2 separate regions of the Mus musculus genome follow, and region 2 is linked to region 1. A link is a loop called in an ENCODE intact Hi-C map of the cell type or tissue named here. Cell type or tissue: left cerebral cortex. All regions are shown on one strand. Each heading gives the region's core, and the rest is flanking DNA. Links, peaks and the distances in the headings are about the cores only. Region 1 has its middle 32 kb from the start of Gm39473. Region 2 has its middle 23 kb from the start of Gm39473.

What was found. Peaks named below come from ENCODE experiments on the same cell type or tissue, not always from the same donor. Only the 100,000 strongest peaks of a DNase experiment are listed, where the experiment ranks them.
Region 2: it touches region 1 in a loop (2.3-fold over the local background); 2 of 42 quality-filtered maps call a loop at or near these places.

What each region holds. Positions count from the first base shown.
Region 1 is chr12:74,788,235-74,797,872 of GRCm38, reverse strand. No RefSeq gene overlaps it. Among named protein-coding and RNA genes, the nearest start is that of Gm39473, 32 kb to the left of the region's middle. In left cerebral cortex, for the core only: no CTCF peak of the experiment used is centred there; a DNase peak (open chromatin) is centred at 5,647.
Region 2 is chr12:74,843,576-74,853,213 of GRCm38, reverse strand. No RefSeq gene overlaps it. Among named protein-coding and RNA genes, the nearest start is that of Gm39473, 23 kb to the right of the region's middle. In left cerebral cortex, for the core only: no CTCF peak of the experiment used is centred there; a DNase peak (open chromatin) is centred at 4,076; H3K27ac peaks cover 394 bases.

The DNA of each region.
Region 1 (9,638 bases), core at 1,032-9,031:
ATGTAGAAGAATGCGAATTGATCCATTCTTATCTCCTTGTACTAATTCAAATCTAAGTGGATTAAGGAACTCCACATAAAACCAGAGACAATGAAACTTATAGAGGAGAAAGTGGGAAAAAGCCTTTAAGAGATGGGCACAGGGGAAAAATTCCTGAATAGAACAGCAATGGCTTGTGCTGTAAGATCGAGAATCGACAAATGGAACCTCATGAAACTGCAAAGCTTCTGTAAGGCAAAAGACACTGTCAATAAGACAAAAAGGCCACCAACAGATTGGGAAAGGATCTTTACCTATTCTAAATCAGATAGAGGACTAATATCCAATATATATAAAGAACTCAAGAAGGTGGACTCCAGAAAATCAAATAACCCCATTAAAAAATGGGGCTTAGAGCTAAACAAAGAATTCTCACATGAGGGATACTTAATGGCTGAGAAGCACCTGAAAAAAATGTTCAGCATCCTTAATCATCAGGAAAATGCAAATCAAAACAACCCTGAGATTCCATCTCACACCAGTCAGAATGGCTAATACCAAAAATTCAGGTGACAGCAGATGCTGGCGAGGATATGGAGAAAGAGGCACACTCCTCCATTATTGATGGGATTGCAAGCTGTACAACCACTCTGGAAATTGGTCTGGCGGTTCCTCAGAAAATTGTACATAGTACTACCGGAGGATCCCACAATACCTCTCCTGGGCATATATCCAGAAGATGTTCCAACTAGTAAGAAAGAGATGTGCTCCACTATGTTCATAGCAGCCTCATTTATAATAGCCAGAAGCTGGAAAGAACCCAGATGCCCCTCAACAGAGGAATGGATACAGAAAATGTGGTACATTTACACAATGGAGTACTACTCAGCTATTAAAAAGAATGAATTTGTGAAATTTCTATGCAAATGGATGGATCTGGATGGCATCATCCTGAGTGAGATAACCCCATCACAAAAGAAATCACATGATATGTATTCACTGATAAGTGGATATTAGCCCATTAACTTAGAATACCCAAGATATAAGATACAATTTGACAAACACATGAAACTCAAGAAGAAGGAAGACCAAAGTGTGGACACTTTGCCCCTTCTTAGAATTGGGAACAAAATACCCACGGAAGGAGTTATAGAGACAAAGTTTGGAGCTGAGACAAAAGGATGGACCATCTAGGGACTGCCACATCCGGGGATCAATCCCATAATAAGCCTCCAAATGCTGACATCATTGCATACACAAGCAAGATTTTGCTGAAAGGGCCCTTGATATAGCTGTCTCTTGTGAGACTAGGCCGGGGCCTAGCAAACACAGAAGTGGATGCTCACAGTCAGCTATTGGTTGGATCACAGGGCCCCCAATGGAGGAGCTAGAGAATGTACCCAGGGAGTTAAAGGGATCTGCAACCCTATAGGTGGAACAACAATATGAAGTAACCAGTACCCCCCAGAGCTTTTGTCTCTAGCTGCATATGTATCAGAAGATGGCCTAGTTGGCCATCAGTGGAAAAAGAGGCCCATTGGTCGTGCAAACTTTATATGCCTCAGTACAGAGGAACGCCAGGGCCAAGAAGTGGGAGTGGGTGGGTAGGGGAGTTGGGGGGAGGGTATGGGGGACTCTGGAATAGCATTGGAAATGCAAACGAGGAAAATCTTTAAAAAATAAAAAAATGAAAAGAAAATGAATGGTGACACATAGAAACACATAGAAAGAACAACAGAGAGAGGAGAAGGAGGGAGTGAGGAAAGAAATGAATAGAAAGAAAGAAAGAAAGAAAGAGAGAAAGAAAGAAAGAAAGAAAGAAAGAAAGGAAGGAAGAATAGATAGATAGATAGATAGATAGATAGATAGATAGATAGATAGATAGATAGATCTCAAAGGATTTTTATTTGAATGACTAGAAGAAAACAGAACCCATTTCTGAGGCAGAAAACACAGGCTAGGTATGATTAAGTTGGCTCTAAAGGACAAATTTGGAAGTCCATATATATATTTAAGATCAAAGTTAGAATAGTACTAGAGGCAGAAATTCTAGAATTCTCACCAAAGTGAAGATAATAAAATCCATAGTACTGGTTTAATCTGACAAGTAAATGCATGTCTACAGGTATATATGTCCATAAGTGCAATACATGCATAAGAAGAAAGACAGCTAAAGATTCACCCAGAAATGCATGTATACATGTATATACATACATAAATGTGATATATGTATAAGAAGGCACACAACTAGAGCTTTTACCCATGTACAGGAATGCATAGAAGTAGAGAAAACATTATTTAGAAAAGTAGGTAACAACATATATGAAGTCACACAGAAAGATCTAGAAAATACTGTTCTGAGTTCCAGGTTAAAAAAAAATAGCACATACTTTGTCTGTATTTGTAGTTGCTAGTAGACTGGAAAAGGCATGGCTAAGAGTCCAAAGTGGGGAGTTGCTATCAAGTATTCTAGGGGTAGAGGAGATGAAGGCCTGCCTGGAGAGGTGGCATGGCAGAGCTTTACCAGAAAGGGAGTGAGAGCCTCTGGGATGGGCTTCTCAGTCAGCACCCTGGTACGACAAAGTGAAATAGATTTGTATCAGCTCTCTGTTGGAAGTTGGGCAGGTCTTCTAGGAGGAGCGTCAGAACATGGAGAGATGGATTGCTTGAGTGGCAGCAGAGGAAGTAGATTCTATTGGTTACCTTATTTTCTCAGTGGATTGCAATGAGGAATAGATACCAGCTCATGCTGGTGTTGGGAGAAGCAGCACTGACAGCCCATTAAGAAGAAAGGATAGATCTACCTATTAAAAAAAGGGTTTTCTTGGCTCCCAAGCCTGAGTTACAGTCGATCATCAAAGAGAAGTCATAGTAACAGGACATTGAAAGATATGTCTCAGTACATCCACAGTGAAGACTGAAAATCAGTGAGTTATGCTGCATGATAATGCTCAGCTTTCTTCTCTACTCTTCTACCACCCAAGATATCACCCACATGGACATGTCTTCCTATTTATCATGATAACAGAAAAGCCTACAAACCAACTTAATCGAGATAATCCTTCATTGAGACTCCCTTCCCAGGTGCGTCTACATCTGTTTTTATTCTTCCTTAATTAATTACTTTACTTTTTTATATTCTAAATGTTGACCTCCCTAACCTGGTTAGTCCTCCCAGAGTTCTTCATCCCACTCTCACCCCCCTTTTCATCTAAGAGGGTTGCCCCCACCGAGCATCCCCTTTTCTGGGGCATCAAGTATCTATAGGATTAGGTACATCTTTTCCCACTGAGTCCAGACAAGACAGGCCTCTGCTGCATATGTGCTGAGGGTCTTGGACCAGCCCGTGTATGCTGTTTGGTTGGTGGCTTAGCCTCTCAGAGCTCTCCGGGGTCCAGGTTAGTTGACACTATTGTTCTTCCTGTGGGGTTGCCACCTCTTTCAGTTTATTAAAAATTTCCCCTAACTCTTCCAAAGGGATTCCTGAACCAGTCCAGTGGTTGGCTGTAAATATCTGCATCTGTCTCAATAAGCTGCTGGTAGTCTCATAGAGACTTTAGTCTCTCAGAAAGAGCCATGCTAGGCTCCTGTCTGCAAGCACAATATAGTACCAGTAATAGTGTCAGGGTTTGGTGTGTGTCCATGGGATGGACCTCAAGTTGGACAGGTCACTGGTCAGCCATTCCTTCAGTTTTTGATCCATTTTTGTCTCTGCATTTATTTATTTATTTATTTATTTATTTATTTATTTATTTAGACAGGTCACTGGTCAGCCATTCCTTCAGTTTTTGATCCATTTTTGTCTCTGCATTTATTTATTTATTTATTTATTTATTTATACAGGTCACTGGTCAGCCATTCCTTCAGTTTTTGCTCCATTTTTGTCTCTGCATTTATTTATTTATTTATTTATTTATTTATACCAGAACAATTCTGGGTCAAAAATTTGAAGGTGGGTTGGTGTCCCTATCCCTCCACTGGGGGCCCTGTCTATCTACTGGATGTGGGATCTTCAGGTTCCATCTCCTCACTGTTGGGCATTTCTGCTAAGGTAACAACACAAGAATCTTGAATGGCCAAGAAGCACCTAAAGAAATGTTCAACATCTTTAGTCATCAGAGAAATGTAAATCAAAACACCCCTGAGATTCCACCAATCAGTATGGCTAAGACCAAAAACTCAAACAACAGCACATGCTGATGAGGATGTGGAGAAAAGGGAACACTCTTCCATTGTTGGTGGGATTGAGAACTACTACAACCACTCTGGAAATCAATCTGGTGGTTCCTCAGAAAATTGGAAATAATTCTATCTGAAGATTGAGCTATACCCCTCCTGGGCATATACCCAAATGATGCTCCACCATAGCACAAGGACATGCTCCACTATGTTCATAGTAGCCTTATTCATAATAGCCAGAAATTGAAGGGAACCTAGATGTCCCAGATATGATTTATTTACACCATGGAATACTATTCAGCTATTAAAAATGAGGGCATCATGAATTTTTCAGGCAAATGGATGGAACTAGAAAATGTCATCCTGAGTGAGGCAACACAAACCCAAAAGAACATGCATGGTATACACCCACTAATAAGTGGATATTAGTAAAAAAAAAAAAGTACACAATACCCATGACACACACCACAGACTGTAAGACATTAAACTAAGAGGGAGAAGTGAGGATGCTTGAATCCCACTTAGAAGAAGAAACAAAATAATCATGGGAGGCAGAGCAGAGAGGGACCTGAGTAGGAGCAGGAAGGGGAAGAAAAGGGGGCAGGATCAGACATGGGGGAGAGACAAGAGAAGCCCAGAGGGCCTGGAGAATGAATGGAAATATACCACTGCTGGGGTCGGGATGGGAGATGGGGGGATGTGAGTGGTACCCAGGACTCAGGACTCAGTGTGCTTCCATACCTTATCAGGGTGACAATTAAAACTGCCACAAAGAGTTAAAGCATTTGAAAAGATTTCCTGATAGAAATCAAGAGTACATCAGTTTAGCCTGGTAGTGTCTTCTTCTGTCATGTCAGCTACCTAAATAAAGTCCAGTTTAAGTTCCTAGTTCTCTATCACAATGTTCTCTCTGGGAAAAAAAATTAACATACATCAAACAGAAAATGTTTTCTGTTTTTATCCGATAACACTGTAGCTTTAGGAGGTACATGGCTCACCACTGAAGGTAGATCTGGTCCAAACTGGCTAAATGTCCATCACATAAAGTCACCAGGTCACTTATCTTCAGTGTGGGTGCTTTCTTTGTCATTACTGCAAGTGAAGTGTTTGCTTTAGCTGCCTCCCACTTCCTCTCTGCCACCAGAAACTGTTAAGACAGAGATAGTCATTAGCTGAACACACTGAAAAATGCAAATAGTGGCTTTAATTTTCATTAAAAAACATCCTAGGGCAACTAAGGCATCTCTTCAGTATAACCATCTCAGTTCTAAGTTTTCATTCTGGTTATGTTATCCGTTTTCTACCTAAGTGCCACCTGCACTTTTCTACCCTGCTTCAAACCATTGGAACTGAAAAGTGTTTACCCTTCTCTCTTGGCATCTAGCTTCTTGTTAGATTCTGCCAAAAATGAGGCACCAAGAGACTGAGAAGTGGAGGAGGGAAGAAGTACATTTATGCTGGCTCTGAGGCATCAGCAGTTGCTCCAGTAGCTGCTAGAAGTTGTAAGAGCAGTGGAGACCAGATGGCTGAGCGTTTATTCCAGCAAGCTAACGCTTAATGCACTCCACCTCTGGCAGGGGTAGCACTCTGGAAGTTCTAGTCTAGTGTGTTGGAAAGTCTATGCAAATGGGCTCTGTTACAAAGATGGCAGGGGTTTCTTGATTTCAGGATGACATCTTTTATTCCTTATACCATATATATATTCCTGTGTAGCATCTGACTAATACTTAGCATTGCTAGAAAGCATCCCAGGAAGAATCAAACTAAAATATAGAACTTGAAAAAAAGATGAATTTGCTGCCAGTGAAAAAATATGAGTGCTTTAGCCTACAGCATGCTTTATTTTCACAATGAATGTATTACCTGTTGGCATCCAGGAAAGAATACCTTCCTTTAAACCAAGGCTTTGTGTTCTAATAACTTATAGTGCTATAAAAATTATATTGTTATAAAAAAGCAAATTCATTGTTTTTCAGGTTCTACATTTTATTTTGATCTTTCCTGGGATCTACTCTGAGGTCATGTGATCAGGACCTCTGTAACTCCTTTCCTGGGATCTACTCCGAGGTCAGCTGCTTCTGGATCTGATCAAGTTGATCACTGAGATTAGTTACCACAGCTTGGGAGAACATTTGGACCTTAGTAAGTCTGATCATTTTAGAAGCAATGTTGGCTTAATGATAGCTCAAGGGTGGCAAAATTATTTTTTCAATTCTGAATGAATAGAGCTTTGCATAAAGTTAAAGACCCAGTACAACCAGCATCAACACAGGCAGATATCTGAAATTAGACTCAGAATCTGTATCTACAGTGTATAAATGATCACATAGATAGCACTTGCACACGCCCAACTCTCTCATGTGGCAGCTGGGACCTTAACTGGAAGAGAACACTTGGGAAAATTTAGAGAACCATGAACACTCAATTTCTAGAGTATCCTGTCCAGTAAATGAACCTTTTCATCCTTGATTAAGGACGCAGACTTTCTTGAAAACTTCATAAAGCAGATGCTACTCAAAAAAAAAGATAAAACCTTCTCTCCTAGTTTCACTCTACTACTGCTAGTAACTTATAGATCCTTAATGAGAGGCATAATAAAGAAGTCTTCTGAGGAGATGTAAAGTATTCTATCCAGAATCATACTCAGTAGGAGCTAAAAAAAAATTGAGCTGTGATCATATATCAAGAAATGAGAAAACTATCACACTGTCTCCTTACTGTTTCTAGAAAGAAGCATCTGAAATTGTCTTTGTCATTGTGTGAGTCAGAGCCATCATACATGTGTTTGTAGAAGCCTGCAGAGTACTGCAACCTCCTGGAAGATGAAAGTGGAAAGGGCAATTCCTGTCACGTCTGCATTTAACTGCCCTGTTTGGCAAATGCATTACAGGGTATGACAATGGTGTATCATAAATCAATTAGGTGGTAATTTAAATTTACAGCTGCTGTTGTTGCTCCTCCAGATGCGGTGTACTTACTTAAACAGCTCAGCCAAGCCCTTGACAACCGACATGCATTCTGATCAGTTTTGAGCTATGCATGCGGATCAGTCAGTAAAATCGTTTTTCCCCCTCCATATTAACACACAAACCTGCCAGAAGCAGGTTTTCCTTGTAGGCAGAGTGGCATTTCAACTTCTCTCCTCTCAGATATAAAAGAGAATAAAGAACTTTGACCCTTCTGACATTTCACAAATTATCATGACACTGACCAGATAAGACTTAAAGAATAGCACAAGACAGGTGTCTTAGAAACTTCAACAAGGCCTGGAGTGATGGTTAAGTCATTAAAGGCTAGACTTACAGCCAAAGGTATAAGAAACCTCAATAAGACAAAATATGTCAGAAGGTGGGGAACAAAACATAAGATTTCAATGGGCCTTCTCTTTGGAAAATATCTGAAATTTCTTGTGCCTACTGTTAGGGTTTATTCAACACAGCTAAAGGAAAGTTGCTTACCATTAAAACAAGATCATGAAATAAGTTTAGGGATATGTATTCTTTTATTCAATCATAGTTAATTGATGAACTGGGATGTTCTTCAGTCTATGAATGGGATGTATGGGGATGCAGCTACAGGAAGCTGAAAAGGTGAGCTATGGACTTGCTTAGAAAGAAGGTTAAGGCTTTATTTTTTAGGCTGTAAGAAATACCTTCTTATGGGATGGATCTCCGGGTGGGGTAGTCTCTGGATGGTCCATCCTTTGGTCTTAGCTCTAAACTTTTTCTCTGTAACTCCTTCCATAGGTATTTTGTTTCCTATTCTAAGGAGGAATGAAGTATCCACACATTGGTCTTCCTTCTTCTTGATTTTCTTGTGTTTTGCAAATTGTATCTTGGGTATTCTAAGTTTCTGGGTTAATATCCACTTATCAGTGAGTGCATATCAATTGACTTCTTTTGTGATTGGGTTACCTCACTCAGGATGATATCCTCCAGATACATCCATTTGCCCAAGAATTTCATAAATTCATTGTTTTTAATAGCTGAGGAGTACTCCATTCACCAAACCCAGACACTATTGCATATGCCAGCAAGATTTCACTGAAAGGACCCTGATATACCTATCATGTGTGAGGCTATGTCAGTGCCTGGCAAATACAGAAGTGGATGCTCACAGTCATCTATTGGATGGAACACAGGGCCCCTAATGGAGGAGCTGGAGAAAGTACCCAAGGAGCTGAAGGGGTCTGCAACCCTATAGGTGGAACAACAATATGAAGTAACCATTCCCCTCAGAGCTCGTGTCTCTAGCTGCATATGTAGCAGAAGATGGCCTAGTCAGCCATCATTGGGAAGAGAGACCTCTTGGTCTTGCAAACTTTATATGCCCCAGTTCAGGGGAATTCCAGGGCCAAGAAGTGGGAGTGGGTGGGTAGGGGGAACAGGGCTGGGGGGAGGGTACAGAGACCTTTTGGTATATCATTTGAAATGTAAATAAAGAAAATATCTAATAAAAAAGAGGAATACCTGCTTGTGTTGACTATTTCCTTTACTCTCATAAAAGGTGGTTACTGTTCTCTGTTAAGTATTCTGCCCAAGTGTTTTGCAGTGCAGCAGTCAATCTTCTCTTTAGGGGGATAATATCAAATATCACGGGGATGATTTTTTATGAGGAAAATAGCCACATGTTGTTCTTACTCTGTCATAATTTCTAAACAGCGTGAAGCCATTATTAATTGCCAAGTCATTCCATAAAGGTAGAAAAGCAAAGAAGAAAGTGGACCAGAAAATTCATGATACGTAGGAAGAGGAAAAGCTAGTCTTAACCATCTATCCTCATTTCACACCAGAAGTTGGAGAAGAGATGTTATAGCTTGACAAATGATATGTATCTGGAACACTGACATCCTAAACAAGAAATAGAGAAAGAACAGCAATAAAATGTTGGTGATGGGATTTCATGAGTGATCACCTGTAACCTCCCCCCACAGCCTGAAGCAGGCTGAGCAGGCTTGAGTTGTTGTCACTAGGAGATCACCTGGGGTGGAGTCTGCCTCCCTGGATCACCCTATTGTTCTGCCATTGCTGCTGCTGCTACCTGCTGCCTAGCTGTTCTGTAGCCTACACGTGGTCACCTGCATCTGGACTCCAAGGATGATTCGGCGGGAATGCCCCACCCCCTTCTTCATAAGGCGTGTTCCCCGACATTAAAATTGAGCTTTGATCAGAATGTCTTGACTTAGCTCCGTTCTTTCTCTCTTCCATCTAGTTCCCTCTCTTTCAGCTCGAGTCTGCCTCTTCAGCCATACCCCGTTTCTTGCAAGCTGCTGGATGGTCCTCAACAATCACCAGACAAATTCTTTGACCCAGTAAGGGATTTCCTCTTGCCTCACCAGGTCAAGGCAAGTTGCCTCAAGCATCACTTAACAGTGCTCCGTGACAACTTGAATGACAGGAGGTGGGAGGGAAGGAAACCTCATGTGTTAATGTCTGGTTCCTTCATGGTCCACTTACTTCTTGAGAGGACTCTCATTTCTA
Region 2 (9,638 bases), core at 461-8,460, 56 kb before region 1:
GTGCTCCTCAACAGGAGGTTCCACATCACTCTCACGGCCTGAAGCCATAGAGCCAAGTGACCACAGACTTCTGCCTTCTGAACTGCTGCTGCCTCCTGCCTTCTGAACATTCCCCCTGGCCCTTTCTCTGCTGGTGGTCAGATTCGCAGTGATGCGTTTTCCTTTCCCCTTGTGCTTTTCCCGGTGATTTGTCTCTGATAATGTCAAGTTTGCCTCTTAAAGATGTAGTATTCATTCAAAATGTGATGTCTAGTTTCCCAAATTTTATTTTGTCCACCTTAGTAGTCCCTTGGACTTTCCAACTTCTGTTTCCTCTCTGGATTATTACTTGTTTTATCTTCAGTTTTCTATGCTCTAATAACTCATGCTGAGACTCTCTGGTCCATAAAGATTAGGCTTACTTCCAGCCCCTTTATTTTGTCCTTGTCATGGGCTTCTTAGCTTTGTCTCTGGTCTAATCAACATGTATCCCTCTAGCCTATTATTATAACCAGGCCCTGGGCTCTGAATTCTTTAACTTGTCACCTATATTTATCAAAGCAGTGTTCAATCTGCCTCAGGGATAGGAGCCTTTATCAAACTGCGTGACACTGGGGTAATGACATAAAGCTTGAATTTGGTGCCACAGACTTGTGTGACTATAGGCACTTCACCTAATTTTCCTTCCAACACAGTTAAAAATGAAGCTTTTATGCAGTTTTAATTGGACAGCATATCACAATATGCCTACCCCAGAGCCTGGCATGCCCCTGGGTCAGTAAAATTTGGTCAGAGAAGCAAGTCATCGGGAGTCAGATAAAGTAAGGAATTTGTTAAAGGGGCTGGTACATTGCAACTAAGCAGGTAGGTGATGAGATCAGCTTGTTTCTAATTTCTGGAGCAGACTGCCACATCTCTGTCTTTGTGTCTAGGAGGTAATAGCACCTTTGAGGCTCTGTCCATTGCAATTCTGTACTTCTTTCCATTGGGCACACTGCTTAAGCAGTTTCTGCAAAGTCATTTGCATTTGCATCTGGTAACATACCTGAAGTGGTCAGATCAGGAAGCTAGAGAAGAAAGGAGAAGGTGAATGGATCAAGTGGAGTGAAGCTGGAGCCTGCAGGGTAGAGTGGAGAAAGAGGGGATGACATTGCCCGTGAGACTTTGACTTTGATGAGTAGGAGACTTGAAAGACAAGTTGATACTGTGCCCAAAGAATATATCAAGTTCAAAACTAGAAGCCCCTGCTGGAGACACAGTACAGTAGATAAGAGTACCCTTCCAGAGGACTAAAGTTTGGCTCCCAGCACCCACATTGGACAGCTCATAACTGATTATAACTATAGCTCTACAGGAACCAATAAATTTTTCTGGCCTCTGAGGGTAACCACATAAATGTGGCATACAAATACAGACACTCACATGTTGCCTTAATCATTTCGTCTCTTGCTGTGATAAAATTCCAGGACCACCAAGGCAACTTATAGAAGAAAGAGTATCTTTGGAGCTTACTGTTTTAAAGGGTCAGGGTCTATTATGGCAGAGCAAAGACATAATGGCAGGAGCAGCCGAGAGCTCACATCTTGATCTACAAGCAGGAGGCAGAGGAGGAGGAGTGGCTTGAGAGTCTTTTGGAACCTTAAAAACCTATCCCTAGTGACATACCTTCCCCAACAAGGCCACACCTAATTTTTTCCAAATAGGTCAACCAACTGGGAACCAAGAATTTAAACATATAAGTCAATGGGGATCTTTTCCATTAAAAACTACCACACATAGATACAAGTAAAAATAACTCTTAAAAGATGTGGACTTCCAAGGTAGTAACAAGAAAGATGTCGATAGGGGTAGCATAGCCACAACAATATACACAAATTGCACTGCACTGTCTGAAACAGAGTTAATCTCCAATCTAAATGAGACTCTGAATATCTTTGGGATTCCATTTCACACAGAGACGAGAATTCTGTGAAATGTACTTGAAACCTAGGTAGCATGGCTTAGCACAGAATAACCACAAGCCTTTGTCTCTCTGCCTATCTGTGGCTTGATTCTATAGCTTAAAAGTACCAAAAACTTACATGCAAATTCTGCGGGTCTTGTTTAAATGTATTAATTGAATTGGGAATCTTTGATTCAGTTGGCACAGTCAGTTTCTTCCCTTTGTGAGGACATTCGGCATTTGTTCAAGGCTTTGGGTTTTGTTCTTTAAGCTGGGTCAGGCTATTTTCCTTTCCTTTGCTAGTTATTTTTCAACTGGGATTTAACACGATTCGAGGCTATGACTATAGCAATTTTGTACTTCTTTTTAAGAGTGGTGGGAGGATAATTGCTTTACAACATTCGAGGCCCCTTTAAGCTCCTTGGTGAGGAGTGGAGCATCATGAAACCTAAATTCACAAACTGTTTATTTAATTGTTTAACTCAGGCTCGCTGCCGATGGTCGTGATAAGAACACCATGCATCGCCCTGTCAAGGACAGGGCTATTTTAGTTTTAGAAAGATTTCCAGACCTTTTAAAACCTGTATGAGCTCTGAAGGTCTGGAAGACTGATGCATTTTTCACCAGATTAAATAATACATTCAAGTATAAGTGGCTTTCAAAGTGAGGAACTGAAGAAAAGGCCACTGGGGGGAAGCTGCTCTTGCTGTGTCTCCAAGGTGACTGTCACATAGCAATAGGCCTGGCCCCTGATAGGGCCGGAAACAGTGGTCTCTGTGGAGAGGTATGCAGCAGTCAATAGACCCCCTCCCAAGCTGTCACTCAGGCTGGATCTGAATTCCTCAGGAGAGACTTCATTTTCAGGGGAAACAATGTATTTCTTTGGTATTGAAGTAAGGAGATCGCTGCTTGTATCAACCTCCAAAATTAAAAGCCAAGCTCACATCTTAATTTTCTGAAGATGACTCCTCTGAGATCTTACGCTTGCTGAATGTCCAAGTGCATAAGGCAGGAGAGTGTGATAGGCATATCATTGACAAGTACATTATATGGAGCAGGTAGCATCCTTTAACCCCACTTCTGTCTCTTCAGCCTCAATCTTTTTCTCTAAAATAACTTAGCACTGTGTGTGTGTGTGTGTACCCATGTGAGCATGTGTGCGTGCGTGTGGGTGTGTGTATGCTCACATGTGTGGGTGAGTGGGGCATGTGTGTGGGTTGGGGGCGTGTGTGTGTCTGTGCACATGTGTGTGGAGGTTGGAAGTTAACATCAGCTGTCTTTCTCAGTTGCTTTCTTTCATTTTGGGGCTAGGTCTCTCACTGAAACTGGAGTTCACTGACTTGTCTAGACTGGTTGGCCAGAAAGTCAAGGGCTCCTTCTGTCTCCACCTCCTCAGTACTAAGATTACAAACAGGTATAATTATAACTACACCCAGCTTTTTGTGGGTGTTGGGGATCTGAACTCAGATCTTCATGCTTTTTCTGCCAGGGTTTTGCCAACAGCCAGCTTCCCAGGCTCTAGCAATGTTTGGGTTATCTAATTAAATAATCTGTCTGCCAATATTCTGTTAAGTTCAATATTGATTCTGGATTTGAACGCCACATAGAAATGATTCCAACTGCTCATTTTTATTTTTTATTTTCTAAATTAATGGTTTGGGTTTTCCAACATCAAGTCTCTCTAACACATCATCACATCATTACTAAAGATAGAATACTGTCTTAATAATTCATTAAGATCAAACACAAACCTAAGGAAACCCTCCAGCAGGCATCTAGAGAAATGTGAGGGCAGGGGAGTATAGGTGTGAGCCAGAGGTGAAGGATGGAGTTGAAGTTTTCTCACTCTGATGGACAGTGGACAGGAAAATCCAAATTTTGCAGTTTTACAGCATGGATCATTGGGTAGATGGTAACTGAAGGATTCGAGAACGAGCAATCAGACAAGGAGCAGGTGGGAGATGTGAGAGGCAAGTAACTAGTATTTGGAACTAACTGCTGCATGGCTGGGTACATCTGCAGAAGTTCTTTCCGGCTTTCCCATCCTGTAACCACCCTCTTGAGTACCAACAAACACACTCCCTTTTTGCCATCTGCGTTGGTGAGGAAAACCGCAGCTGCTTCCGTGTCCCTGCAGTTGGAAAGCCTTGCGATGCTGTCAGCATTTCAGACTGGTTCCTTGGCACAGGTCCGCGTGGTGGGTGGATTTCCTTGTGGATAATAATAGTGGTGTTAGCTGTTTTCAGCACTTGGCATATGAAGCAAAATTTGCTGAAATCAGGGCACCTGGGGGGAGCATCTTCAAATCGTGTCCTTTTAAAATGTTAACTAATGAACTCCAGTTTTGATGTCTTCCCAGAGCCCATGGGATTGTGGGTAATGAACACCTCAAAATATAAGGTTGATGCCCTGGATGCGATGATAAAATGTGCTTCCTATGCACTTTTAGAAACTGCATAAATGTTCCAGGTCAGGCAGCACAGCAGCTGTCATAATCTGTCGGCATCTTGTCACTCTCAAGCTTTATCCTCTGCGAGGGACTGTTTGTTCAGACTCCGGATTGTTCTTCTCATGAGAATACAGTATTCACAGTTCTATAAATACAGAACAAAATTTACTTGGGGTACTTTGGTGCTGGCATTTAATCTGGACTCTTGATTTTTATGATCAATCCAAACTAACTTTAAACAACTAAAATACCCTTTACATCCTTATGCAATGGATAGAGAATAGGACTATTTTTTATGTGTTATACTGTACTATTTTAAAATGTCTGTATACTATAACTTGGTATTGCCACTTCCTTTGTATACTTTTCGTGTTTTTCAGAACATCTACCCACATCCTTTAGCAAATATACAAATTTCACTGGAAGTGCACTCACTTGTTCTCCTTTGTGAGACTCTGAGTTTGACTCTCTGCACTAGGAGGAAAAAAAGATTGTTTGTTGTAAATATTGTAATCTGTATTTCCATTTAAGTGAAAATGAGATGAAAATAAACATCTCTAAGGCATCGATTGAGAAAATTAAATAAAACTCGGTCTTTAAAAACTTCTCAATATGTCATATTTTAAAACTTAAATCAATGTCCCAGCTCTTGCCAGTCATTGTATTTTAAATTAATCAATTCCATTGATTTATATTTAGTGCCTTTTAACTAAGATGGAATGATTAGTCCCCAGTGTCAAGAACTGAACAGTCAGGTAGTTGCTGAATTCTTAATTTAAGAGCTTTCTCATGCCTACTCCGAATTCTCAACATATCTACCCACCAGTTTGGTCTTTATCTACATCAAATGACTTAAAGTCCAAGTTTCATCTACTGGTCAGCCAACTCTTTGCCATCTTAAATACAATTAATCTTCTCTAAGATGAACTTCTTCCTATTAATTCTCTTTTTGAAAATCATCAGTAGGCATCAATTTCTTAGTTAATATGAGATTGAACCTGTTAGCCTTCAAAGATCCCACTGATCAAGAGCATCGTCTCCAGTTCAATATTGTGCTGTGTGTCCATTGTTATACTAGTATCTTCCTGCTCCATGGGCCACACTACTCTCCTCTCCCCATTGCTTTCCCTTGGTTATCATGCCCTCTCCTCTGTCTATTCAAAGTCTATACAGTATCATTATCCTGTTTCCCATCCCATTGTTGCTTTGACTTTCCCCTTGTATGGTCTCTGACTTAGTCTCTGTAGTTTAGTAGCAATTAAAACAATATTTCAAAATATCCAAGGTAGAAATTAACTTTCAATTTTGATTAAAAGGGGCTCCATGTTTTTTGTGTGTGCATTATTTTGGGGGGGGGGGAGGGAGGGTCTGGTGTTTTTTTTCTGGTTTTATTTTTTGTTTTGTTTTGCTTTTCCTTTTCTAATTTTTTTTTTAATTTTTAAGAGACAAAGCACATGAAGTTGGGTTGGTAGAGAAGCAGGGAGCATCTGGGATATTTGGGAAAGGGGAAAGATATAATCTAAGAATATTGCATGAAAAGTTAATAATATATTAAATAAATAAGGTTCTTAGTTATGAAAAATGTGTGTGTGTGCGCACGCACACATGCATGCATGTGCATGTATGTGCCCATACAATGTCTGTGGAGCTCAGAGGATTTCTTAAGGGAATTGGTTCTCTCATTCTACAATGTGGATCCTGGGAATTGAACTCAGGTCATTAGATTTGGTGGCAAGCACTTTACCTGATCAGCCACCTTGCCAGTCCAAAAGCTATTAGTTATAGGGAAAAGCACATTTCAACAAATGCAAAAAATAAACAACTTATTATTCAGTAAGCAGGTGTGTATCTATTATTTTGTATTGACATTTTCAACTAGCCAGTTTCCTCTGATTGACTCCCTGGCTATTTCTCCTTCCATAAAATATTCAAGCAAATCTCAGGGAGTCCATCAACTATCTTGCAACTTTACAAAATTTGAAAAAAAAATTGGCATCACTAATCCCTTGTTCGTAATTGCCCTGGGCTGATGCCTATGGTGGTCAAGAGCACTCATATAGCCAAACTATGTTTATATGTCTGTATTTGTACCATATAGATAATTATTCATAAGTGTATATTTTTTATATTTACTCATACACATCTTTGCTTCTATATATATATCTTTACTTCTTCCAATATAAATCACCTCTTTATATCTGTATATTCAATGTCTGAACATTCAATCAACTACAGACTAAAAATATTTAAGAAACTACTTCATTTAGGAGGCTAATAGATAAGAGTTGATACTGCTCTTCCTGTGGACCCACAGGGAAATTCGTTCTATCATCCACAGACTTTTTTCTTGTTCTTTTTCTTTGAAAATATACTGTAGTTTCTATTTGTAGAGCACTCATTTGTGATAAGTGTTGTATGTAAGCCAGAGACAGTTTGAAGTACATGGGAAGATGTGTGGAGTTCATATATAAATCTTACTCCATCTTAACAACAGTATTTGGATATCTGTGAAGTTTAAAATTGGGAGGGTCCTGGAACTATTCTCCTGTAAAGCCTGAAGGACAGCCATATTGATTTGTGCCTCTGTACATCCATAACTGTATTTTCATTCTTCACCACTTTTTGTGTATACTTTTTATATACTCAAAGAGGTTCACAATGAAAAGATTTGTCAACAAGTCAAGCCTACACTAAAGACTGAGAAGATCTTACACCCTACTGTTCATCTACCTAAGACCTAGTTACAGACTATGGATGGCATCTTTTCTACAAGAGGGTTCCCTTATTCCTTAATAAGTAAACAAAAGCACTCTCCAGTGAAGGTATGGTAAAAAATCTTTAGCTAAAATGTGCTTGGCAACATCCCACTTCCTGTTCTTTTCTGCACTGTGCACTGTCTGGATTCCCCTGAGTGTTCCATGCTGCGTTTGTGACATCTGTGTTATGGGAAACTCAGTCAGTTGGTCCAGGCCATTGCTATGCTTAAGATACCTGTAATGTAGACACAGGTGAACAGCTCCAATCTCGGTTGTTTGCATATCTCTTGCACTCATAGTGCTGAGGAAGCTTTAGATCCCTGCACTGGGCAAGACAAACTGCATACATGGGTTACCTATGACTGGAAAGACCTGTTACTATCATTGAAAGTCTCTGGCATCTCTGTTTTACTTGCTGTTCTCTGCAACATTGTTGGTAGACAGATGTGGCTTCTTTAGGCTCAATGAATAGCTTCTTGACTTTATTTCAACAATCACAGAAGTTTTTCTGAAGGAAACAGTACCAGTACTATGTTACCACCATGAATGTGACAGTGCAGAGAATCAGAAGTATGTAGTCTTCCTCTAGGGAAAGGTTTGAATGGCATGATTATTATGGCATTTTGTCACTGAAGACTTCCCTGACATCAAGGTGGGCTTATATTTCAATTCAAAGAAGGTTTATGAGCGGTTGGGATTTAGCTCAGTGTTATAGTAGCTTAGCTGACAAGCTTAGGGCTTTATTCCATTTAGAAAAAAAAAACAGAACAATTAAAACAAACACAAGGAAAATTTATGAAAACATACTGTGCTTCAGAGAGCATATCATATGTTGTGACACATGGGTTTTCAAAAGGATTGTCCCTGGGGTTGAAGAGATGGCTGAGTAGTTAAGAGTACTGGTTGCTCTTTCAGAGAACCCAGATTCAATTTCCAGTACCACATGGCTCAGAACCAGCCATAACTCCAATTCCAGAGAAACCAGCTCACTCTTTTGAGCCCTGCGGTACCAGGCACATACACAGTACAGACACGAAGGCAGAACACTCATACACAAAGAATAAAGTAAGTATTAAAAAAATTATAATGTACCCTACCCATGTATGGTCATGTAGACATTGAAAACACCATTTTAATATGGTATAGATCTTGTGATTTTTTTTTCTTAATTTCTCTCTCCCCCTCCATTCTGTGTTATGTTGTGCTCAGGGTCTTGTCACCTCTGTGACGTTTTTGTTGCCTCTGTGAACTCCTTTCTTGCTCTAACACTCCTATACTTCCCATCTTCTCATTTTATGCTACAGGTTCTCACAAAGTGGTCTTGTGTACTCTACCACAGGACAAGTAGCATCACTTGCTTGAATTATGTTCTAGTTATAGAATGCACACATCTACTCTTCCTTATCAAACCTGCTGTTCCCCCTCCATTGGTACCTGGTTCCTGTATGACAGTGTGGCAAATGGCTGACACCTTTCCTCAGGCCCCTCCACTCAGTTTCTGTGTACTGCAAGGTGCAAAAATTTCCCACTTTTCTTTTTCTTTTCTTTTCTTTTCTTTTCTTTTCTTTTCTTTTCTTTTCTTTTCTTTTCTTTTCTTTTTCATTTCTCAGATCCATCTCCCATTTTCCATTAACATTTCAATTTCAGTAGCTTTGCTTCATCTCTTCTGAGGAGTGCTTCCAGACTTTTATTAGATGTTTCTGTACTCTTTTCCCTTTCCAATCAATTCCTCACCAAAGCAATCCTTATAAGCCACACAATGGAACATAGAGATCAGAAATAAAACATGAGATTCTACTGATTAAGATTACTAATGACTTTCTATTGTCTGTATGGTCAATCCAAATTCTCTATTCTCCAAATTTTGACTCTTCACAGTTTCATTCCATGATTTCACCTCTCCCTTTACTTCTCTGCACCCATACTCTGTGACATACATCCATTCTGACATTTACAATCTTTTGACTGTTTGTCTCACATCTAAAAATCCATTTTCCTACTTCACCAGGAAAATGTCTTTTTGTGCTAAGACATGGCATTTCTCCCTGCTATTACCTTTACCCCTGTACACATTTGTACCTTCAGTGCTCTCTGCATGCCTGTAATGCATGTTCACTATTTCTTGCAGCACGCGTACCACATTCTATTATGACATTCTCTGTAAAGCCAAACCAAATTAGACTCACCTCTGACTTACCAGTACAGAATACAGCCCCTGATACACAGCACACATAAAATAAATGCATATTAATTTAAGGTATGATATGGATATTGCATGTATCTAATGCAAATCATACATACTTCTATGTATGCACTTGATATCTGTGGTCATAAATACCTGATTATTCTCCCCAGCCCCAAAAATATTCTTACCAGGTTATACCCCTTAAACATTCTTGTACTGGCTAGTTTTATGTAAATATAGACACAAAATAGAGTTGTCAGATAAGAGAGCCTCAACTGAGAAAATGTCTCCATAAATCAGGCTAGAGGCAAGCTTGTAGGGTGTTTT